Regions from separate parts of the Homo sapiens genome. Here region 1 is linked to region 2. A link is a loop called in an ENCODE intact Hi-C map of the cell type or tissue named here. Cell type or tissue: PC-3. All regions are shown on one strand. Each heading gives the region's core, and the rest is flanking DNA. Links, peaks and the distances in the headings are about the cores only.

Evidence for each region. Hi-C counts contacts between places; a loop is a spot of excess contacts. Peaks named below come from ENCODE experiments on the same cell type or tissue, not always from the same donor. Only the 100,000 strongest peaks of a DNase experiment are listed, where the experiment ranks them.
Region 1: a loop joins it to region 2, with 13 times the contacts of the local background. A loop is called at or near these places in 75 of 110 quality-filtered maps.

What each region holds. Positions count from the first base shown.
Region 1 is chr1:159,173,445-159,181,444 of GRCh38, forward strand. The region is part of intron 1 of CADM3 (cell adhesion molecule 3); the gene reads left to right. It also overlaps the pseudogene RNA5SP60. Among named protein-coding and RNA genes, the nearest start is that of CADM3, 5.8 kb to the left of the region's middle. In PC-3, for the core only: no CTCF peak of the experiment used is centred there; a DNase peak (open chromatin) is centred at 4,027; H3K27me3 peaks cover 3,545 bases.
Region 2 is chr1:159,220,377-159,237,244 of GRCh38, forward strand. No RefSeq gene overlaps it. Among named protein-coding and RNA genes, the nearest start is that of ACKR1, 24 kb to the left of the region's middle. In PC-3, for the core only: no CTCF peak of the experiment used is centred there; DNase peaks (open chromatin) are centred at 9,255 and 9,735; H3K4me3 peaks cover 1,122 bases; H3K27ac peaks cover 2,543 bases.

The DNA of each region.
Region 1 (8,000 bases), core at 1-8,000, 52 kb before region 2:
CCTCTACCCATCAAACTCCCCAAAGGGAGTTCCCGCCCTAGTCACCACAGAGACAGCAGCCTCTCCTTTCCCCTACGTGGAATCCCCTTCCCCAGAGGACTGCACTGATGACCCCACTCACTGAGGAGCTGAAGGGAGTCCTTGGGGAGAGCAGGCTAAGTGCACGACAGAGAGGCTGCTGGGTGTTTGTGCTTCATTAATGACCCTGCTACTAGGCCTTGACTTTCAACTGCAGCCCCTGGCCTTCCTAACCTGCTGAGTTTTATGACGAGAGGCAAATATGATCCAAACTGCAACTGTTCAGCAATGGGAACTGATGGTGCTAGGCTGGGCCCCAAAAAGAGAGAAAGACGTCATCCAGAAAGCTGTGAGCTCTTCTACTCTAAGATGTAAAAAAAAACTATAGACTAGAGTAAATCAGTATACTAGCCAAGTCTTTCTTCACCAACTACACTCTTCTTTCTTGGTCCTCAAACTGGGGGTTCAGCCCCTATTCAGGCTTAAAGTTGAGAGGAAGAGAAATGTTACATCCTCATATTTAGAAATATGCTTCAGAGCAGTGGCCTGAGAGAAACAGTGGAAAGCAGTAACTTCTGAATGGGGAATTTCTAGAGAAGAGGTGGGGAAGTGGGAGATGAACAGGAGGGGTCTGTTTCCAAAGAAGAGTCAAACCAAGCATCATTTTCCTTGAAGAGCATTATCTTTACAGATAATGGACATCTGTCTGGTGTGCAGTATCTCAGGACACACTGATGCATGAGACATAACCACCATATCTTCTGTCTTAAATTAATTCTATCTTTTAGTTTCTGGATCTAAGAAGGCCAGTGCTGATGGTGGGAGGTAAATGCATAGATTTAATGCTCACGGACAGTAATCCTGAAGACTATTTTGCACACAATCATGGACATGTGTTTCGTACCCCTGAGTTGGCCTGGGGCCCCTAGGAAGAGAACTAGGCAATATGTATATGTATCTTAACTGGTAATGTTTGACCAAAACTATGAGAGATGTGGTGGGAAGGTTTAAGGACAAGATACTCTTATGGTGATGTTTGAATTGTCAAGGGTGTTGTGGTAGCATACCTATTCCCATTTAAAATAAGGAAAACAAACTTAATGTGCTGCTGGGGCATATCATTCCCTGGAGCACAGCATAAATTTTTTAAGCTTCATAAGGCTGAACAGGGATTGAGAGGGCAAGCAGCTGATAACTAAGACTGGCCATGAGTGTTGTGGCTAGAAGTTCAGGAACAGGTAAGACATTTAGAATGTCCCATCTGCCCTTCCTTCTCACATTTCCCCACTAGTTTTCACAGTGGTTGACAATTCTGGGTTTGGAGGACATAAGTCCTGTGAACTTAATGTGTCCTCTCTCTGGTGAGCAGCTCAATATTCAACACTGTGACCAGCTTTCTTGGGCTCTTCCTTCTGAAGTTATTTCCAGCACTCTGTGACTTGGCCTAGGGTAAAGATAGATAGACGGATAGCCTCTCTTTGTTTCAGATAAGGTTATAGCAATTTAACCTTGTACTGCACTGCCCCACACATGAACATCTATTTCTTCTCAATGACCTCTGTCCACTACCATTCATTCTACAGCCCCCTGGCCAGATGCCCAGTGAGGACATCATGCCCAATGTGCCACAGAAGTCCAGCAGGCATTCACTCTAGTGCTGTCCACAGATCTGTTTGGCAGATCAACTCCATCCAGTTTCTGTTCCTAGTTGCAGCTGTAACTGTTCTGTTGCTGTTCCTGTTCTCCTCCTAGTTGCAGCTGTAACTCTTGGGAAGGATATGCTCTCCTTTTAGACATGTGCATTTTCTGGCACAGAAAAGTTAAGACCATCACAGAGACACTTGCATAGCAGAGTTTAGTTAATTCCATGAAGAATCAGTGTGTTTCATGTAGGTCCTAATGTATGTAACGTCAACTGCCTACCCAGCAGTTATGCCATTCTATTCTAAGCTTCTCCATAGATCTGGATAGCACTGTTAGTTTTAATAGTTTCCTCTAGGGCAGCAGTTTTCTCATTTGTTTTTAAAACAAAGATGTGAGACATTTTTAACAAATGAGGAAAACATATCAAAGGAGAATGCTGTTGTTGAAATGGTGAAGTAAGACCTATATCCCTTTTCCCTGTCTTACTGGCTTTTACACATTCTTATAATCCTTAAGGAACTACCTGGGGTTCTACCACACAGTTCAAAATCCTCTGTCCTAGACTGATAGAATGAGCCAGCTTACTACCCTTAGGCTCTTTCTCTTTCCTCTTCCAACTGAAGAAGAAAGAAGGTCCAAATCTAATTGCAAGAGTGCCTTGTTGGAGATATTCACTATTCACTTGGAGAGAGTGACTCATAGTTCTGCAGCCATAAAATTCCAGAGACAGCATCGCTTTGGCGTTCTGGTTACTTTGAAATAACAAACTGAGAGGTTGTGCCATTGCTCTGTAAATTCTTAGATTTGATTTTGGTACTTCTTGATGTTACTACTTTCTTGCAGTCCAAATAATATGTAAAACAGGATCAAAAGTTTATTTTCCTTAAATCACTTGGTAGGAAAAAATATCACCAGAGAAAGAAAACCCCTGGGGCTGTGACTAGTCTTATTCTTTGTTGTTTCCTACTCCAGTGGAACTGCATACTGGCTCAACAATCCCTTTTTTGTCATCTAATTCTCAGTAATGGAATTTTACCTAAGGATGGTGATCTAGGTTCCAGATTCTTGTTGAAAGCAAGCTGTGGATTGGACCAGCTACTTACTGACTACTGAGTGAAAAATTCAAAGTTATTATAAAGTTTTGGTAATTATATTTTCTTTTATTTTTCATGTTAGAATGTAATGTTTCATGTTTAACACTGACTATAGGCCCATGTACTAGAACATTTTGTTTCCTGTATGGGGTCTTGTTTTAGAGGTCCACCCTTAATCTCTGAGAATAGCAATCCCCATGGAAATGCTTACAAAAGACAGAGAGAAACAAACCATCAGAAAAGGACCCTGGAGAAGCAAGCCATCAGAAAAAGATTCTGTTTCTAAGAACTTGCTCCGATTAAGTATAAATACTTCAGGTCATCATAAAATGAAGAAGAACAAGTTTCCAGGGCTAGAGACCTGTTTCTGCCTCTGGGATCAGCAGTAGTGATGATTTTTTACAAGGTCAGAACCAGCTGGTGCCCAGGGCTCCAATAACTACCCAAGTAAAAACCCAGTCCAATTCTGTTATATATGACAAGAAGATCCATCCCTTCTAGTACAGAGAAGTCGAGCTCTCAAGAGGCTTGAACGCATGAATCTGTTGAGATTTTTACACAATAGAAGCTAAGATGCTAAGAAGTAAAGGTACATATTCTTCACTGAAGCAGCAACTACTAAAGAATCATTTCTTTCTTTACCAAAATTTTCCTAAGCCTTAAGGCCGTCATCAAATTCCTCAACTAACAGAGAAACTTCTAAATCCTGAGAACAATACTCTTCTTAAGAGGCATGATTCCATACCTCTCTTCTAGTGTGATTGTCTGAACTACTTACAGCAATTTTGGATACATTGGGACATTCTGAGTCTGATACGTCTCATACCCTACCTGACGAAAATACATATTTTGACTTTCTTGCATCCTACTGTCTCTGAGGGGGCACAGGCTCTCTGTTCCCTCTTTAGAAGATAGGCCTAATTTTACTCACGGTAAGTTGTAGCACATTAAAAGCCCCTCCATCACCACTAATATCTAGGTATTTAACATAATCACAGAAGATCATGTTGACAAACTGAGTCTGGTGGTGGTCCTCATTTTTCAGCACAGTCTCTTGACTGTGTATCAACCAGACAGGTTCAAATAAAGCACTTCAGGAGGCCTTATAGAGCAAGTGATGAGCGTAGAGTGATCCTAATAGAAGCCATGATGTCTGTTCTTTTAGTTCCTGTGCTTGAGAGCTGGCTGCCTTACCCCGTGATCCCAGTTCCCCTGTTCTTTATGGAGCAAACTATTATACCTGTGCTTTGAGCTCTCCATGGTGCTAGCCCCTGACAGTGACACTCCAGGCTTTTCTTGTTGCTCTCCATGGTCCTGTTTTACCTCCAAGTTTCATAATCTCCTTATTCTCCACAGTGCAGTCCCCAGAACAGGGCTGAAATCTCCCTCCCTGCCACCACAAACACACAGGTTCTTGGTTATGCTCCCCGACCTGTTCCACCACAAACACATGACAAAACTCTGAGATATAGATCTAGAAAGTCCTCACAGCCATCTGATCAACTGCAGAAAGGGAACAGAAGGGCAAGCAATTCTTAGGTTAAAAAAGAAGTGCTAGAAGGTTTTTGTAAGATGCTCAGGAAATTGTGGCCTACAGTGACCTCAAATGGCCTCAAAAGAACTGAATGTTTTGTCATATCTGGATTCATAGATTAAAAATACAACTATATATAGTTCTGTTTTAGATTGAGATAGTATTGCTCTTATATGATAACAATATACAGTTGTACTTTGGTATCCATGAAGGATTGGTTCCAGGACCTCCCACAGATACTAAAATCTGCAGATGCACAAGTCCTTGATATCAAATGGAGTGGCATTTGCATATAACCTATGCACATTCTCCTGTATACTTCGTTATCTCTAGATTACTTATAATACCATATACAATCTAAATGCTATGTAAATAGTTGTTTTACTGTATTGTTTAGGCAATAACGACAGGGGAAAATGTCTATACAAGTTTAGTACTGGCACAGCTTTTAAAAATATTTTCAATCTGCAATTGATTGAATCTATGGAGGTGGAACCCATGTATATGCAGGATTGACTGTATACACTATAAGTGTGGAATGTAAAATGAATCCTACCCAGTTTATAAACATGTACCTCTTAATAGCACTCTGAGCATGACAACCAACTCTAACTTTCCTGTCATGGTGCTTTTTTACCCTTTTCCCTCAACCTTAGCAAAGACAATACATAACAATGGGTTATCAGAATAGATAATGGAGGAATCCAGTAAATGAGAGGCATAGAAAGCAAGTATCAAGTGTACATCCATACCGTCCTGAACGCACCGGCTCTTGTCTGATCTCGGAAGCTAAGCAGGGTTAGGCCTGGTTAGTACATGTATAGGAGAAAACAAATATCAAAATCTTGACTTAACTTCCCCACCTTTATAACCACCTTGTACAAAACTAAATGGCTTTAAATATAACCATCTTCTCCCAGAGCACAGGTCCTTGGCCATATCTCAGTAGATGCATCTTTAAACTCTACTCTGCTATGCTTTAAGGGTACCTTCCAATAAGCTGATGATATCAAACGGCGTAGGGAGCTGAGAGTGCTCAGCCCGTCAGTCTTAGATTAGCCAGCCTGTTCTTCACATCGCATCAGAACTACACAAGCTTCTCATCCCCTAAATGCTGATTTTCCCATGTCAATTTATGGATAAGAGTTAATATAATAGTTAATACTTATGAGTGACCTACAGCAGAGTCTAGTTGGAGAGGCAGGCTTCCAGGATGAATTTCCAGGACTCCTCTTTCATTTCTTCATTTGAAACAAGGAGAAACTTCATTCCTCAAGGACAGGTAATGAGAGTGATTTATCTCTATGAGCGAGGCTTCAGCAAGACAGAATTAGGGTTATAGTAACAGCTGGAGTGTCTCCCATCTACTCATCTTCCTAAGCCCCCTGTTCTCATGAAGAGCAGGCAGGTTTCAGAAAGGACTCAAATACAGAAATCTCAACATATTTTTCAGCACATATATCATTCTTTAATGTGAACTCTTACCCCTGGGATTCTTCAAGATTCTCTTCTCTCTCTCTCTTTCTCTTGGAAGTCTCCAAGAGAACAATAAGAAAGCTAAATAACTTAAAGAACAAACTAAAATGTTGTCTTCTCTAAGGATTTATTTTCCCTTTCCCCAGCTAGACTTACACTAACTGTGTATTGATTGCTAATTATAAGCACCTTTGGCTCATTTACTTCTAGTTCAGGGTCAAGAAGGTCAGGTGCATCACCTTGCTCTAGAGAGAAAAAAGAAAAAGTAATGAAGGCTGATGTCTCAGGCACTCATCTGTAGGCTAGCCATTATTCATTTCTCCCCTTTCTTCATATACTCCCAAATACTGGCAAGGTAGGATGAAGAACTAGTACTTCTGACAACAGATTTTATTGGAAATATGCAGATTCTTGTTTCATATTTTACTTTTACCCTTCTATGACCTGGCGCTTTGCTTCCAATTCTGATTTCAGTAAGTATATCAATGAGAGGTAACTTGGAACTTAGCATAGCAGTCAGTCAGTCTGAAGAGCCTGGAGCTGAGTTCTTGAGTTATTATAAAATGAGAAGCCAGTTTTACCATCTGCTCCTAATCATTTTTTTTTTGCCCAGCAAATGCAAAAATTACAGTGAAACAATTGCACTCACTAGTTCTTGCTGTAGTTCTTAAGGATGAGATCTTTCCAAATACATATTATATGTTTCTTCCCATAACTTCTATCTGCTAATCTCACACAAATATAAAAATTACCACCACTAAGCCCCTGAGCCTCCCATATTTTGATTTATCCTCAATTGCCACTTAATGCCAACTCTTTTCTGGTTTCCAAGCCCTGGAGTCCAATGTCAGTGACAGATGGACTGAGCCTCAACCCTGGAGAGGAGAGGATTCTGGCCCTCTCCTGGGGAGTTTGAGCAGAAGAGAGAGCCTGAATTCTGCTTTGGGGAGAATCTCTGAGTTTAAGCCATATGGTATTCTGGAAGTAAGGGGTTCTGATTAATATGGGCATGTGAAAAGGGCTCTGTATCTGGGTCATAATAAAATCTGTGTGTTCATGTCAGAAAAAAACCCCAGAAATATGATTAGTGAGAATCAGAGTGTCTTGTGTGTGTGTATTGAGGGGCACATGTCAAAATATGCATCTATCTTAGGGAACAAAAATGTGTGTTTGCCCCCATCAAATAAGAGACACTCAATGGAGATTTAAGAAGAGAGATAAGAGTTCTTTATGTCAGAACAATATTATTTTCCATTTCGGGGACTGTGAGATCTGTGGACTTGGGAGAATGTATCTATTTCACAGAAGAGTGAAATTCTCACAAAGTGAGGCTAATGCGAACAATGTACCGCAATTTTAAAAATACAGATTTTTTTTTTTTTAAGTGAGAAGAGTGCAGGGAGACTAAATAGCAGTTAGGATTGGGGGAATCAGTGAAACTAGAGTAGTGTGGGTGTGTAGAGCAGAACACATTTTTCTTCATGTAATGCTCCTAACCATTGCCCTGAACCTGTCATCCACACCCAGACTCTGATCATCCAGTGAAGGGAAACAGTAAAAACAAGTCAGGAAAATCAGAACCAGCAGAGATGAGTGCTTTCTTGCTTGACTTCTAACAAATTAAACTTTTCCACAGCATTGTTATCCCACCACACCAAGCCATCAGCCTGTAATATCTAAAGTGCAACATAAGGAGCATAGGAGAATAAGACAGAGCCCACTGAGAAAGGGAATTCATCCATGCCCTCAGACAGGTATTGGGGCACTGGGATGGGTAGTGCAGAGTATGAGCAAGTTGTTGGAACCTGGGCTGAGATTTTTCATCTCCAGAGAATATATTCTTTACTTCTGATTTTCTGGGATTTCTGGCCCATTCCCAGTCTCTATTTTCCCATACCCTTCCAATGAGCTAAATTGAATTCTGCGTTTGACTCTGTTATGTTTCCTTTCTCAAGTACTTTCCTAAGATGAGGAACTTTTTCCCCCCAGTTTTATTACATATGTGTGAAAACAGCAAGATAAATTGGGGGAAAGGGTATAAAATCCCTCTACTTAGTTTAAGAGGACAACTAAGAGTTCAAAGTCTGGCCTCCTGACTGTATTGCATTAGAATGCAGATTTCAAGTCATACCTGTCCGTATGTCTAAAGTGTTTGATCATAGTGAGAAGGGAATGAGGAGATGGGATAAACAGACACTCCTAAAATGGCTCAGGGCTGTTATCATCCTGTCTTC
Region 2 (16,868 bases), core at 4,923-12,922:
AAAGTAGAGGCACTGAAGTTAGATATCAAAGTTCAATTCAGCTGTGCAACCTGAGACAAGTCACAGAACTTCTCTGAGTCTTAGTTTCCAATGAAAGTAGACCAGCAGTATCTTTTACATTGGGTTATTTGGAGCATTAAATTGACTGACATGTACAGAACTTAACACATTGCTTGGCACTGAGTAAGCTTTCAAGATGTTAGCTAAAATTTAAGAAAGGCATAATTAAGTACCAAAATACATGATTTAAAGTCGTACTATTTTTAAAATTAGAAAGAACCTTAAAAACTCTCTAATCCAATGTTTCCCAAATAATGGTCTGTGGATTGTTGCCAATTTGTGACTTTTTTTTTTTTTTTTTAACCAGTCTGTAGCAAAATGGAATACAGAAAGGCAGTGTGGCAGTAAGCTGTTCTTTCCTTGCTGTTCAGTTTCTTTTTTTTTCAGTGAGCTGACAAAAGGTAGGTGGTAAAATTGTTAATCCCATGTAAGTTCTCCATTTATTATTGTTGTTGTTTTGTTCATGAAATGTAGAAGTCTGAGAACCACTGCTCTAATAGACTAAATTTCCCATCAGTGGAATAACTTTATGTGTCATCCTGTTGGCTCCATTTGAACAGGGTCAGGGTGCTGAAAAGTTATTTATACTTTAGAGCTCAGATAGAGCTAAGAGGACAATCTAACCCCTCTTCTACATGATTGTCTTTCAGATCTTTGAAGACAGCAACAATAAGGGAGCTTGGTTATAGTGAGCAGAGCCTTTGGCTTAAACTCAGTTCCAGTTCTGCTACCATCTTGATTTCCTCCTCTGAACTTTTGTTAAATGGGCTAGGAGTATTTACTGGTGAAGAATGTTGTTGGGATCAAGGAAAATAATGCCTGTGAAAGCACTTTGTAAATAGTGAATTACCATTCAAATGTTATACCTATGGTTTTATTGTTCTTGTTGTTGTTGCTCGAGTTGGAGTTTTGCTCTTGTTGCCCGGGCTAGAGTGCAATGGCACGACTTTGGCTCACTGAAGCCTCCCCTCCTGGGTTGGAGCGATTCTCCTGCCTCAGCCTCCAGAGTAGCTGGGATTACAGGCGTCTGCTGCCACTCCCGGCTCATTTTTTTTTTCTTTGGTATTTTTAGTAGAGACGGGGTTTCACCATGTTGGCCAGGCTGGTCTCGAACTCCTGACCTCAGGTGATCCACCCACTTCAGCCTCCCAAAGTGCTGGGATTACAGGCATGAGCCACCGCACCTGACCTACACCTATAGTGATAAGACAGCCCCATTTCCACCAAGAGATCTCCACACAGCACAGTACCTATTGTTTACCATTGGTTTTTACTTCTCTGGACATGGGTGGAGTAATGATTAGTCAATACTCTCCACAAAACGTGATACCCAGAACTGAGCATAAACTTCAGATCTAGTTGGTAACATGGAGTAAAATGGGACAAAGCGCTGGCCTGCGTGGTCTTTAGGGTCTTGGCTTCCATGATATTTCCCTTTTATACCTTCTGACCTGAGCTCTCTACTTTTATGCTACAATCACAGCACAAATGTGTCTTATTTCCCTTTGGGCCAGTTAATATCTTCAAAATCCTAAAACCACTAATATTTTAGAGCAAACTGGAAGCTTTGCCTTCTTAATTTGGCTTAAAGACTACAATATTTAATCTACCTTTTCCAACTTAAAAACCTCTCTGGAGAACATGGCAAGAATTTAAGAGTTTATTAGGGTTGCTTTTTCTTTGCCATGTTTCCATTTTATCACCTCCATTTTATTCTATCATTTCTTCTTCCTTTTACATGGAATATCCCCTTTGAAAGCTATTTGAAACTATATTTTGCCAAAGCCCTATGCATTCTGCTCTGACTTGCCATACAATGTCCTGAGGAGTATTGCGAAATCGATAGAAGGAGAGCATAGAGGTTAAGAGTGTCAACTCTTGGACCAGCTTATTTAGATTAAAATCCCAACTCTGCTACTTATTGGGTTTTTGGCCTTGGGTCAGTAACTTAACCACTTTGTTTCTTAGATCTTTCATCTATAACAAGAAGATAAATATGACATCGACTTTGTCATGCTCTTCTGAGGAATCAGTTTGTTAATATATGCAAAAGTGCTGAGCACAGTTCCTGGCACATAGTGAATCCTCAGTGTATCGTGAGCATTAGTCTTATTATTGTCCTTACAGGACCATGTGAAGTTTTGGATTTGTTCTGCTATGTTCTCCTCCTTATATCTTTTGTGCAAGCCTTTATTCAATCTGAGCTCATCAAAGAGCTCTTTATGAAGCCCCATGGGTTTTGTTAGCTGCTTTCTCCTTTTTTTTTTTATCAGGATGACTCATGATTATTTTATTTGAATTTCATTTCTTAGAAGGGCCCATCCTGTTAGAGGTTGGGGCTCCATTATTAATTTTGCATCATAGGTCACAAGATCGTAATCTTTTGCTCTGAACTATTAGACATTTGTTCTCCTGGTGTCTGGGAAGTACTGATCTAAATATTTTTGTTAATTTATTCATGCACTGCTTGTTTCCCAAAAGGAATTGAGATAGTTGCCATATTTTATTATAATAAGGGGCCACCCTATCATTTATTATCAGTTTTTGGAAATGTCACAGTCACTTTCCTCCCAGTTTCTTATAACACACACATCATTATCCAGGTCTTCCTTACTGGTCATAATTAAGCCTTGACTAGCAGTTTCCTCTCATTACTTTTTCTGCCTACTGAGAGATGAAGTTGTCAGCAAGGCCAGGTAAATATTCATCAGATGTTCTGCATGAGACTTCCAGCAGATGTCCTGCTAGTTGAAGTCCCTCGTCACCACTAGATCTTGCCTCTGCCAATTTTTGCAATTCAGAGAAAAGCAACTAGAAAGATATCTGTGTACCAATTGCACATGCACGTGCCTTATCTCCTCTGTAAGAATAAAAGTTCCTGGAAGACTCCCTATTGTAAATGCCTTTCATATGTGCCTAGGGCTCTGCTGGATTATTATTATTTTTAAAATAAATTATTATCTAGACTGTAGGATTATTGCTTAATATGAAGTTCTCTTGAAAGAAATAACCGTTAAAGACCTTTTGGGATTTGATTCTGTGTGCTATCGGTCAGAGTACCCGCCACCCTTCCGCAAAGTGTGCCCCTCCTCCAGAAACCTGAGGGAAAATGTAAAATACCCTTACTTCTTGTAAACTTCTTACCAGAGACATCTAACTGACTTAAATCATCACACCTCTGGCTGGCCATTCAGCCAGTCTGAGCTGTTTGTTGTTGGTGTGCTAGACATATTTCTTTTTCTTTTCTTTCCTTCTTATTTATTTATTTATTTGTTTGTTTGTTTATTTATTTTTGAGATGGAGTCTCACTCTGTCGCCCAGGCTGGAGTGCAATGGTGTGATTTTGGCTCACTGCAACCTCCACCTCCCAGGTTCAAGAGATTCTCCTGCCTCAGCCTCCCGAGTAGCTGGGACTACAGGCATGCACCACCATGCCAGGCTAATCTTTTGTATTTTTAGTAGAGATGGGGTTTCACCGTGTTGGCCAGGCTGGTCTCAAACTCTTGACCTCAGGTGATCCATCCGCCTTGGCCTCCCAAAGTGCTGGGATTACAGGCGTGAGCCACTGCACCCGGCCTGCTAGACACATTTCTATGTATCGTTCATCTGCATAGTAATTCTTGGTGCCTCATCTAGGAGGCACCTTCCTAGGAGGCATCAGAAAAGAACCCTCAGAAAAGGATGGCTCTTTGCCATACTAATAACAAGGTTAAATTGTATATAACTTTCCTGAGGGAAGAGGTCAGCTCTCTGATTTACTCCAGCTATCAAAGGAAGTCAGTGAAATACAGTAAGACAATTACTTATTGAGCATCTACTTTGTGTCAGACACTGTTGTTAGGATAAAAAATGTAAAGATGAATAAGATCTCCCCTGCTATCAAAAAGCTCACAGATATGGTGGAAACAGGTGTATAAACAGATCATTGCAACACAATGTGGTCAGCACAGTGATGGAGATATTGGTCTGCTTATTACAAGGCACAGAGTGAAGGCACTCAGCCCAGACAGAGAGGAGTGGGGGAAGACCTGCTTGTCAGAGTGGCTTCATGTCAGCAGTGATGCTGAACTAAGTCTTAAAGCTTCATAAGAACACCCTGTTGTAAATGAATGTCATCCAATTTCATTTTTATTGGAGAAATATCATTTTGGTGCAAAATGAACCCTTATTTCCGCTTACTGGGAACATGATCAGCCTTTGGGTTTAAAGGCTGGACGGGAAATTGCTAGGTAGCTGTGGTTGGCCTATGCAATCACATGTAAATAGGCTTTGGGGCAAATATCTGGTTCCCAGTAGACCAACACCCCTATTATGTAAGGAGGCTGGACTCAGTTCTTGTTGGGAGAAGTCTGAGAGGATCTCAGGGGAACACAGGAGAAAAAAAAGCTGTTAGGGTCATGAGTCCCTGAAGAAGCCATTTAAAGAGCTAGGCAGGACACTGGACCATAAGAGGTAAAGGTTGGTGGACAAGAGAGCAGGCTGCTTGGAAGCAGTGCCTACACTAGAGGATCATTCCAGCAGTGGCTTCTAGGGACAATCTTCCTAGAAGGGCAGCTGGCCAGTCAACATCTCAAGCTCTGACCATTCCTGTTCTCTAGGGACACAGTTATCACATGCAGTCCGATCTCTGCCTCAGATACGTATCAATTCTTCAGTCAATGCAATGGGTCCAGTTATATCATGGATTCTCTGATTTGACTCACTCAAGTAATGCTCCTGGACATACTAAGATTTTAGAAAATCCCTGGTCACCTAATAGGGTAGTGGAAAAATTGTTTTGAGTTCTTTTCTATCACCATCTAGTGAATAAAGAGCTAAAAAAACCTCTTCTCAGGAGCCAGACTGAAGCAACATAGAGACAGAGGGAAGTGGATACCTCTGTTACCAAAGGACAAATAGGACCTAGGCAGGTGAGCTGAGAACGGAGGTGGGCACTTCAGAGAGAGGTGAGAATGTGAGCTAGAAGAGGGAGGAAAAATATCATGGTCGAGCAGAGAATGGCAAGCAGGTCTGTATTGTCATTGCTTGAAGTGGGAGGCGGGGAGTGACAGGGGAGGCGCACAGGCAGTAGACAATGGAGAACTTTGTAGAACAAGTTAGGGAGCCTGCATTTCATCTGGTAGGCAAAGTGGACTCATATGAAAGTTCTAAGCAGAGAAATGTAATGATATAGTTTGTTTCTTAAATGTCATACATAGATCACTTTGGAGGTTCTAGAGACAAAGGACTTGGGAGAGCAAACTGGGAAGCTGCTGTAATTGGCCAGATAAGAGAGGAAGTGACCTTAACTAAAAAAGTGATGGTAGAGTTGGGGAGAAGAGGATGGATCAGAGGAATATAGAAGTAGTAAAATCAGCAGAATGTAAATCAAAGAGGGCAGAGGAAGGAGAGGATCGTCAAGGATGGTGCTTTGGGTAAAAAGGCATTTGCACAGTCTGCCACATAATGGACATTTGATAAATATTTACACAAGTACAGTTCCCTGTCGTGATGATTGCTTTTCTATTACTACTACTGAGTGTTGCTAAAATGAGAATTCTAGTTTCAGCTTACTCACTGTGTGATCTTAGGAAAGTCATACTGTCTCTTCTATAAAATGAGAAGCTTTGAGTAGATAAATTCTAAAGTCCTTCCCATCTTTGACTTTTCTGGCAAAATATTGTGGACCAATATTGGAAACATATTATAAAGCTGATGACAATGTTTTCATAGATAGAGTTACTCCAAACTTCAAACAACCAACTTAAATGAATTTTTGGAAGAACATTCTAATTTGAGGACTGCCAGTACTCTCTTACCTCATTTCCATTTTCCCCCCGCAGGTATAATTTCTTCATGAGTATAAGTCTTGCCTGTCCAAAAAAGCTTAAGAGACTATGACATATGTTTTGGGTCTCCTATAATGGTATATATGGTATAGTGCCAGGTACATTTCATCATTCAAAATTTACTTGAGTTGAATTCAATTATGTCTCTCTGCAGGGGCTTGATCCTAAATACTTCAAGTATACACTCATTCATTCTTCTCTTCAATCAGCAGATACTTATAGAGTGCATAACCAGGTGCAAACTGAATAAGACATCAACAGTTCACTCAAGGAGTGAAGAGTGTAGCAGAGTAAATAAGATGTTTATGTAGGAAGCCATAGTGTGTGCTGGGAAGTGAATGATGGTATGGACTCTTATATGGACTCTTATGGACACTATAAAGTGATGTGGCTGCTAAAAGAAGACAGTAATTACTTCCAGTGAAAAGGAAGTGAAGGAAGATGTCTCTGGGAGATATTATAATGGCTTGTGCCCCACACTGAAAGTGATGTAGCTATTAGCACTGTCTGCTGGTCATTAAGATGAAGACTTAAAGATGAATGGCTGAGCACTGGGGTGCACTCTCACTAGGAGGCAGAGTTCGGCTGGGATGAATCTCATCAGACCAGTCAATGGTGAAATTCCAGCCATTGGCTTCACAGGGAAAGCAGAGTGTATGGAGAGATCACTAGACTTGAAATTAGAATGCCTAGGTTCCATTCTCATGACCCAACTTTCTGAATTGCGCGACCTTTGACAATCAGTGCAACTTGTCTTATCCTCCAGTTGCTTCATCTGAAGGGTCACTAGAAATGACTGTTTAGCTTTGTGAAGATCAATGGATATGATAGTTGTAATTAACATTGTAGCTAATGGTCACTGAGTGCTTGCTATGGGCTGTGCAACTGTCTGAAACACTTTAATGTATTAATTCATTTAATCCTCACAATAATCCTATTAAGCAGGTACTCTTGTATCCCTTTTTCGTATAGGTAATGTTGGAGCACCAGTAACTATCCCAAGGGCATGCAGGTAAGAAGCAGTGAAGAAGGTATCAAACCCAGTCAGTCAGGCTCTTGAGCCCACACTCTCTGATCATTATGCCCTATTGCCTGTCTTCTAGCATGACACTTTGTAAACTGTAATATGATATCTAATAGGAACAATAATATTCCTCTAATGAAGTACCCCAGTTGGTCCAGACTAAAGGTAAATAGAAACAGTAGCAAAATTTAATAGGAAAAGATGCACATTATATTATATAAAGCTTAAAAATTGGAACCAGTTCTCTTATAGTAGCTTCTGGATATGTTGTCTGCCCAGGAGATTAAATTACAAATGATATAATTTACAGAAAAGTTTAGCACCTGAAAGAAACATAGTGATTATGTAGCCTAGCCTTTTCATTGTGCTGTTAAAGACATGCCTCAGAAGTTTAAGTGACGTGACTAAGGTCACACAATTGGCAAAGTGGAGAATCAAAAACTATTTAGTAATTGTAGAATTTAGAATTAAAGGAGTGGGATGTTAGGTGCACAAAATTACCTTCCTTTTTTAGCCTTCTGTCTTGTCACCAATCATTCCTACTTGGTGGCCATATACTTGGAAAAAAAGCCGCATGATCTTTCTTGCCCCACTCAATGTCTAAGACACCCTGCTTCCTTTGCTTGCATCCCACAGACTATTTCCCTTATCCTATTTACTACAGCAAATCTCTCCTTAGTTGATGAGACTGTGTTTCTCGCTCTTTAAAACCCTACCTATCCTGAATGGTTTGTCATTGTCTGCCTTGAAAATCCCTCCTCTTTCTCTTCCTCTATTCTCTAAATAAGGATGGGGCTAAGTTATACCCAAAGCTCACTTTACAAAATATTTCCTCGGTACTTTGCAGAAAACACCGAAAAAAATGCCGTTTTAAAAGAGGTGTATTTTTTCTTTTAGAATGTGAGCTCCTCAAGAGCAGGGACAATGTTTTCTGTATGTTCTGTTGTGCCTAGTACACTGTAAATGCTCAGCAAATACTGATGATAGGAAAAAAAGTTATGCCATAAAATTTCTGTTGATTGATAAGTTGACCTTATCCTGTCAAAGTATATTTCTCCACAATTGAATTGCTTCTCTAAGTTAATGCTAGAGACATACACTCTTAATTTGTAATGCTTCCTGTAGAAGATATCATAAAGTAGAAACTTATTGCTCTGTTTGTATTCTATCAGTTGCATTATGCCATACAAAGTCTAGGAATGTGTCTTGTTTTTTTTTTTTACATTCACATTTAAAGGTAGCTACTTCCTCCAAATGTGTAAGAAGAAAATTTATCCACTATGAGTGGACTCTAGTTTTTCTGTTACATTTATTCAAAGTATTTGTCTTTTTTAGACCAGGAAATTTGAGCCTCTTACAAGCACTGTTTTGAATACTCTGCATTTTGGAGGCCAGGAAACCTCTATTTATTTACTGGGCTCCAGGGTTCTGTTACTTTGGTCTCTGTTAAATGAGTGAAGCCAATCTGATAAACTAATTTAAGCTGTGTTCCTAGCTGTTAATGGCTTTCTGTGCGATTCAGATAAGATGTGTGCTTTGACAGGAGCTTTCAGAAATAGATTTTAGGGTTTTGGGACAGAGCCCCTGTAGAGATAGGAACTTGGGGAGGGGCTTGTAAAATAAAACAACAATAAATTGAAAATAATAATAATAATAATAATATCGCAAGCAAAACTGCTATCTATGAAATGCTTGCTCTGTGCCAGGAATGTTGTGCTTTCTGAATGGGATTCCCCTAAATGTTCTTTGAGGGCATCAAAGATCAAACTTATTTGAATTATTTTCTGTTTTCAGAGTATCTATAAATGCAAGCTGGAGACAGGACTCGGTCACATAGGGCTTCAGGATGTATACGTGGTATTATATTTTCTCAAGGCATTTTGAATTTGGGAGAAAAGGAAACCTTATTTTTAGGTGAGCTAGGCTAAACATAGGCCTAAATCTTTCTTACAGGAGCCAAACATTAAGTTTAGAAGCAACCTTTTAATTCATTAACTAGTCAATGATTTGACTCTGTAACCAGATCTTCATTATACATTTTCAAGATACCAGTCATCGAGAAGGATATGTTCAAAAGAAGGCCAGTCCCTTCTCTGGATGAGACGCTATCCTGGCTCAGTCCTGGATATGCCTGAGAGCAGGGAGGTATTGGTTTTTGCCTATGAGTGCCTGGGCTGTGGGCCCATCTCCACACACAGAGAGAATCAAAGGCGTAGAGAAATGTGTTTAGTTCGATGACAGGGCTAAGGCCCACAGCTACAATTTAGTCAGGACATTGCCCTTTGGCTGCCGCTCAGTGCCCACAAATTCAGGATGTTGGCACAGAAACAGGTGGTGTCCATCTGGGCTGGTGAAAGCACATGATCTTCTCTTAACATGTGATGAAGCAGGCACCCAGAGCAGCTCCCAAACAGCAGGCTCTGTGGCCGCCTTCACTGCTGATTCCATTACCACTCCACCACAAGAGGTGAGGAGCAGCTGCCCCTCCGAAGGCCGTGCCCCAGGACCCACTTGCTTTCACCTTCACTTCTCAGCTCCAGCCCTCCCCCACAGCTGTTTCAGAGGACAAAGACACTTTATTGCAATATGCAAAGCTCTCAGGATGCAAACTATATCTGGATTAACAACTATAAGTACAGTTTTATTACTTCAGCTTGGCATTTGCTGACACAGAAAGCAAGTATTTATTGTCATCTCCATCCTGCTTCCCAGTTTTAACTTTTGTTCTCCTGCCATCCAACTCCAATTCCAGAGTTATTTTCTTTGCTTCCTCAGATTACTGAGGAGATAATGTCCTTTCTATTTGCCCTCAGGTCCACACCTCGTTTTAAAGCCAAAGCTATCACCCTGACTACTGGATTCCAATCTGATGAGTGCTTAGTTACTACCCCAAGATTTCCATGAAGAAGCTGATAAATGACACATGTTTGAGAAAGCTTTAGGGGTCTTGCAAGCACAAAGGAGTCAACTCCTGATTAGATGAGAAAGCTAACTATGCAAAAGGAAGGTGGCCAGTCTTTGTGATATTTCATTGGTCATATTCCCCCTGAAATGTTGTTTAAAAGCAAGGAACATTATCAAACCAGCATGTATGGAGAGGTTAGGAACAAGAATAGTGAAGGTCAGGAAACTACAACTAGATCGTTTAAAAATATTTATTGAAGGCCTGATAATAATTTTGAAGGCATTTTTGAGTGCTATGTGCCCATCATTATGCTAAACACTTTCTATGAACTACCTAACTTAATTTTCACAATGAATATTTGAGATAGGAATGACTGGTATCCACTTAAAAACAAAACTATCAAGGCTATGGGAATTATGTGGCTTGATCTATGAGAGTTTGCATATTATAGAGTGATCCAGGATTTGAACTAACGTAGTCTAACTTTAAGCCTATAGGCTTCACACCAGGTGCAGGGTCATGTGTTTTATACTTGACATTCAAAAAAATTAACAAACAAGACAAATAGTGTGCCTGCACTTATGGAATTTACAGTCTAATAGTAGTGAAAAATAAATAATTGTCGTGTTATGGTAAGGGCCATGAAAAGCTCATGGCTTATTCCTGTGATAGAACACCACTGGTCATTTTCCTTTCTCTTTTTCCTCTTACCAACCTGTACATAAATATCAAAGTAATCTTCCTAAGAAAATTGTCCTTCATATTCATAAGACTGCAATAACCTAAACCCTCCTCAACTGAAACATGTTTATAAGGAAGAACTGAAAGGATTAAGGAAGTCTCTTTTAGAAAAAAGAAGACTCAGGAACACAGTAGTTATTTTTTCATATAGTCAAGGAGCAAGTAATCAAAGGTTCAAAGAATTCTTCTGTAGCCTGCAGCACCTACTATGTGGCAGGGTGTGTGCTTGGTGCTGAAGATACTAAGAAGAATCATAAAAATGCTAAGAAGAAGTCCAAAAGTCAAACATGAGAATCACTACTTATTAAACTAATTGATTTGCAGACACTGGGGAGACATCAATGATCTCTTTGGGGGAAGTACGTGAAGAGATATGCTAAGCAAAGAGAATCATGGAACCGCTAAGAGACAGGCAACTGGGAGATAACTTGATTTAGAGTATCTTAAGCAAACAAATAATCCAACAACACTATTTTCGTTACTGGTGATTCATTGAGGAGGGAGAAAAGGTTTAGGTTTTTAAGTCAGTCAGTCCAGGCTCTGAATTCTGCCCCAGTTGCTAGCTAGCTATTGATTGTGGGCAAGAAACATAAACTTTATGAGCAAATTTTTCCTCATTTGTAAACATGAAAATAATACACATATCAAAGAAGTAAATGACAGATGTGATAAGTACTTCTGAATGTAGGAAAAAGCAGTAAGTCATTGTTAGCTTCATTCATTCATTTATTCAGTGTCACAGAGACTTGAATGGGAAAGTCATGTCAAATGCTGAAGTACATAAAAGAACAATACCAGAAGGCAGGTAGGAGGAAGGTTGTGTATTATTTGGAAGACATTCATTATAAATGACAAAATTTAACAAGAAGTAGATAAAAAAGAAAAGACGAGAATAAAAGGATGTGATTGCTCATGTAACTCAAAAATCCACAATAAGTGAGGTTGGATCCAGGGGCTCAAGTGAAATCATCAGATGCCATTCTCTCAGTCTTCTGGCTCTTGCTCTTCTGTGTTGTTTTTTTTTTTTTCCTCAGGTATGCAGTCTCTAGTTCACAGCAAAAATAGATTGTGGCCTCTCTAGGCTTACATGGTCTTTTGTTTTTGTTTTTGTTTTTTTGAGACGGAGTCTCCCTCTGTCGCCCAGGCTGGAGTGCAGTGGCGCGATCTCGGCTCACTGCAAGCTCCGCCTCCCGGGTTCAAGTCATTCTCCTGCCTCAGTCTCCGGAGTAGCTGGGACTACGGGCGCCCGCCACAACGCCCAGCTAATTTTTTGTATTTTTAGTAGAGACGGGGTTTCACCGTGTTAACCAGGATGGTCTCGATCTCCTGATCTCGTGATCCGCCCGCCTCATCCTCCCTAAGTGCTGGGATTACAGGCGTGAGCCACCGCGCCCAGCCGACATGGTCTTGTGTTTACAATTTTGAAGTAGAAAAGTCTTAGAGATCATATCAATCCCCCCCAAAACCCAGTCCTTGCTGGCGCCATAGGCCCATCTCTGACCTAATCATCATGTCTAGGGTGGGGAAAGCAACTTTGATGGACCATCCTGTACTACATGCCCACCCAGCGCAGTGGGTGGGACCTCATCTCTCCCAAGACTGTCATGAGCAGATGATCCAGGTTGGCCAATCAGAAAATTCCAACCCCTGGCACACCACCCAGAGGAAGTACAGTTACTAGAATAGCAGACTTTTTGGTTTTTTGTTTGTTTATTTTACCAGAGAAGGAGAAAAGGATGAAGAAAAAAAAAAGCCATCAATGTCCACAACTGGAAAGGATATTGAAATTCAAGATATATAATTAGACTACTGATAAATGTTATTGATAACATTTGAGACACAGGTAAAAAGGGAATAAGACTTCTCATCACCAATGTGCATATTAATAAGCTAAACTTATGGCATTTTATTACCATGAAAGTATTTAAAACAATTGCTAGTATCAGTAACACTCTTTGATTTGGGCAAGGAAATCCTGCCTTAGGCCTCACATTGGAGAGGGACCACTGTATTATAAACACAGCCAAAACTAAATTTATTAAAAAACCCAAAGTGGGGCCGGGCACTGTGGCACACGCCTGTAATCCCAACACTTTGGGAGGCTGAGGCGGGTGGGTCACCCGAGGTCAGGAGTTTGAGACCAGCCTGTTCAATATGGTGAAACTCGGTCTCTACTAAAAATACAAAAATTAGCCAGTCATGGTGGCACATGCCTGTAATTCCAACTACTTGGGATGCTGAGGCAGGAGAATCGCTTGAACCCGGGAGGTGGAGGTTGCAGTGAGCCAAGATCATGCCACTGCACTCCAGCCTGAGCAACAGAGTGAGACTCTGCTTCAAAAAGAATAAATAAATAAATAAATAAAAATATAAAAAAATTAAAATAAAAACCCAAAGGGGTTTCTGCCCCGAGGATCCATTGTCCAGTGCTGGCTTAAGGACATATAACCCTTACATCTGCCCTAACACCTTTCATTCCCCCAGAGAAATGCTTCTCCACATCTCTTGTCCTTTGTCCTCAAAATGAAAGACAATTATGAGAAGAGAGGATTTTAAATGTTCCCAACACAAAAAAAGGATAAGTGTTTTGAGGTGATATATATGCTAATTACCATGATTTGATCATTACACATGGTATAACTGTATCAAAGTATCATTCAGTACCCCATAAATATGTATAATTATTATGTGTCAATTAATAATAAAGTTAATTTAAGAAGCAATTGTATCCAAATACCATTAAGTTGGTGGATTGTGGCGCTAGGAGATGGATACACCCTGGCACTAGGAGGGGTTTGAATGGCAGAAGCTATTAGGACAGAAAAAAACAAATTAATTAACTTGTCAAATTTGTCCTCTAGGATAACATGAATATATCACATTCTTGTATAAAAGATTATCATTCCCCAGTAGTGCCAATTGTCCATTTTCTTGCTTCTCTTTGCATTCCAATTTGCAGTTTCACAGAGAATCATCAACTAGCACAGGTTACACATGGCAGATGAGAAATGTTTTGCAATGTTAAACAGTTTATATAACTCTTAACTTTAGACATTTGTGGCCAACATAATATGCGTAATATTAGAAAGGTATGGCCCTGATTCTTTACATTGGCAGGTACAAAGAAATTGAACTCTAGAATTGTGAACAAATTAATTTTGTAAAAATATTTGAGTTTTAAGTAAATATTGAGATTTAAGTAAAGCTTAAAAAATAAAACTTTAGCTTAAAATAATCTTGAATTCATGATATTTATTAAATACAATTCATATTTGCCTTTTTATTTGAACACATTTAAGTACTTAAAAAAACTTTCTTAAAAACATACATGTTATTTTGTTTATAAAATCTTTCATATTTATTTTAATTTGAATTTTAATGAGAATATACTCAAATCTTGTACACTTTTACAGCTATTTTTAAAATCCCTTAAATGAGAATGAGTACAAGATTGTGATATACACATTAAGAAATTTGAGCTCATGAAAGAAAAGAAGCTGTAAAGAAAAAAGAAAAAAAAAGATGAGCAATTTAGAATTATAAACAATGAAAGTAACCATACTTCTGAAATGCAATACCCAGATAAAATGTGTGATTATTACATTACAAATGTTTTATTACATAAATAATTATTTATGAAAACAATGCACATGGGCAAGAAAATTATTCCTACTAAATCTTCAACTTGAACAGGTGAAAGGAAATGCCTGCAACTTCATATCCCTTACTAAATAAAAACTTAATTACCAATAAAAACAATGAGAATGAAAAAGAGAATTTTCTTTTGTGTGTATGTGACCTTTATTATTATTATTATACTTTAAGTTCTAGGGTACATGTGCACAACATGCAGATTTGTTACACAGGTATACATGTGCCATGTTGGTTTGCTGCACCCATCAACTTGTCATTTACATTAGGTATTTCTCCTAATGCTATCCCTTGCCCCAAGCCCCTCAGCCCCCAAAAGGCCCTGGTGTGTGATGTTCCCCTCCCTGTGTCCATGTGTTCTCATTGTTCAACTCCCACTTATGAGTGAGAACATACGGTGTTTGGCTTTCTGTCCCTGTGATATTTTGCTGAGAATGATGGTTTCCAGCTTCATCCATGTCTCTGCAAAGGACATGAACTCATCCTTTTTTATGGCTGCATATTATTCCATGGTGTACATGTGCCACATTTTCTTTATCCAGTCTATTATTGATGGACATTTGGGTTGGTTCCAAGTCTTTGCTATTGTGAATAGTGCCACAATAAACATACATGTGCATGTGTCTTTATAGTAGCATGATTTATAATCCTTTGGGTATATACCCCGTAAGGGGATTGCTGAGTCAAATGGTATTTCTAGTTCTAGATCCTTGAGGAATCGCCACACTGACTACCACAATGGTTGAACTAGTTTACAGTCCCACCAACAGTGTAAAAGTGTTCCTATTTCTCCATATCCTCTCCAGCATCTGTCGTTTCCTGACTTTTTAATGATCGCCATTCTAACTGGCATGAGATGGTATCTCATTGTGGTTTTGATTTGCATTTCTCTGATGACAAGTTATGATGACCATTTTTTCATGTCTGTTGGCTGCATAAATGTCTTTTTTTGAGAAGTATCTGTTCATATCCTTTGCCCACTTTTTGATGGGATTTTTTTTCTTGTAAATTTGTTTAAGTTCTTTGTAGATTCTAGATATTAGCCCTTTGTCAGATGGATAGATTGCAAACATTTTCTCCCATTCTGTAGGTTGCTTGTTCACTCTGATGGTAGTTTCTTTTGCTGTGCAGAAGCTCTTTAGTTTAATTAGATCCCATTCATCAATTTTGGCTTTTGTTGCCATTGCTTTTGGTGTTTTAGTCATGAAGTCTTTGCCCACGCCTATGTCCTGAATGGTATTGCCTAGGTTTTCTTCTAGGGTTTTTATGGTTTTAGGTCTAACATTTAAGTCATTAATCCATCTTGAGTTAATTTTTGTATAAAGTGTAAGGAAGGGATCCAGTTTCAGCTTTGCACATATGGCTAGCCAGTTTTCCCAGCACCATTTATTAAATAGGGAATCCTTTCCTCATTGCTTGCTTTTGTCAAGTTTGTCAAAGATCAGATGATTGTAGATGTGTGGTGTTATTTCTGAGGCCTCTGTTCTGTTCCATTGGTCTATATATCTGTTTTGGTACCAGTACCATGCTGTTTTGGTTACTGTAGCCTTGTAGTATAGTTTGAAGACAGGTAGCGTGATGCCTCCAGCTTTGTTCTTTTTGCTTAGGATTGTCTTGGCTATGGGGGCTTGAAAAAAAGAATTATTAACAGCAAATTTGCAATTTGGAAACGTCAAACACAATTTTGACCTGCTCATTGAAAGATAAAGAAAGTTACATTTATAAAATTGGCAAATTCCATGACTAAAGAAGAAGCTATTAGCTTTATTATCTTGGGCTTTATTAGGTGAAGATATTAGAAAATGGTCATGATATCCTTTTGACATTGTATGAATAGTTTGAGCAAAACAGAATTCAATTCAAATCAATATATCTATCCCAAAATTTTAGCCAAAAATTCAGCAGACTTTTTGGTGCCATATACATTGCATAGTTTAAATTTGTCACTAGAGGACGTAGTCACAACTATGCCAATAGATGCGATATTCTTTGAAACAACTTAAACATTACATACAATATTTTCTGAATCTACCAAGGATAGAATAATAGAATATTTTGATGTAAGACATATCAAATTTGACCTTACAACAACTGTTAGACACCTGATGGGAATGCCAACCAAATGGTGTTAGAAACAATTAAATTTATATTAAACAAGGTAAGAGAAGATCCTTAAAAATGTCGTAAGTTATGGTCTTTAGCAGAAAACAAAATTAAGTTTAATTTGTGTTATCCACAGTCATTTATTAAGAAATGTTGCTTGCTATTAATAATGCTAGCAAAAGCTTATGAACACCACTACCAACATCAAATGAATATATTTTTTAAAGGGTAAAGGGGCTGGGTGCGGTGGCTCATGCCTGTAATTCCAGCACTTTGGGAGGCAGAGGCAGGTGGATCACAAGGTCAGGAGTTCAAGACCAGCCTGACCAATATGGTGAAACCCCATCTCTACTAAAAATACAAAAATTAGTCAGGCATGGTGGTGTGTGCCTGTAGTCCCAGCTACCTGGGAGACTGAGGCAGGAGAATTTGCTTGAACCTGGAAGGTGGAGATTGCAGTGAGCCACGGTTGTGCTGCTGCGCTCCAGCCTGGGTGACAGAGTGAGACTCTGTCTCAAAAAAAAAAAAAAAAAAAAAAAAAAACAAAAAAAAGGGG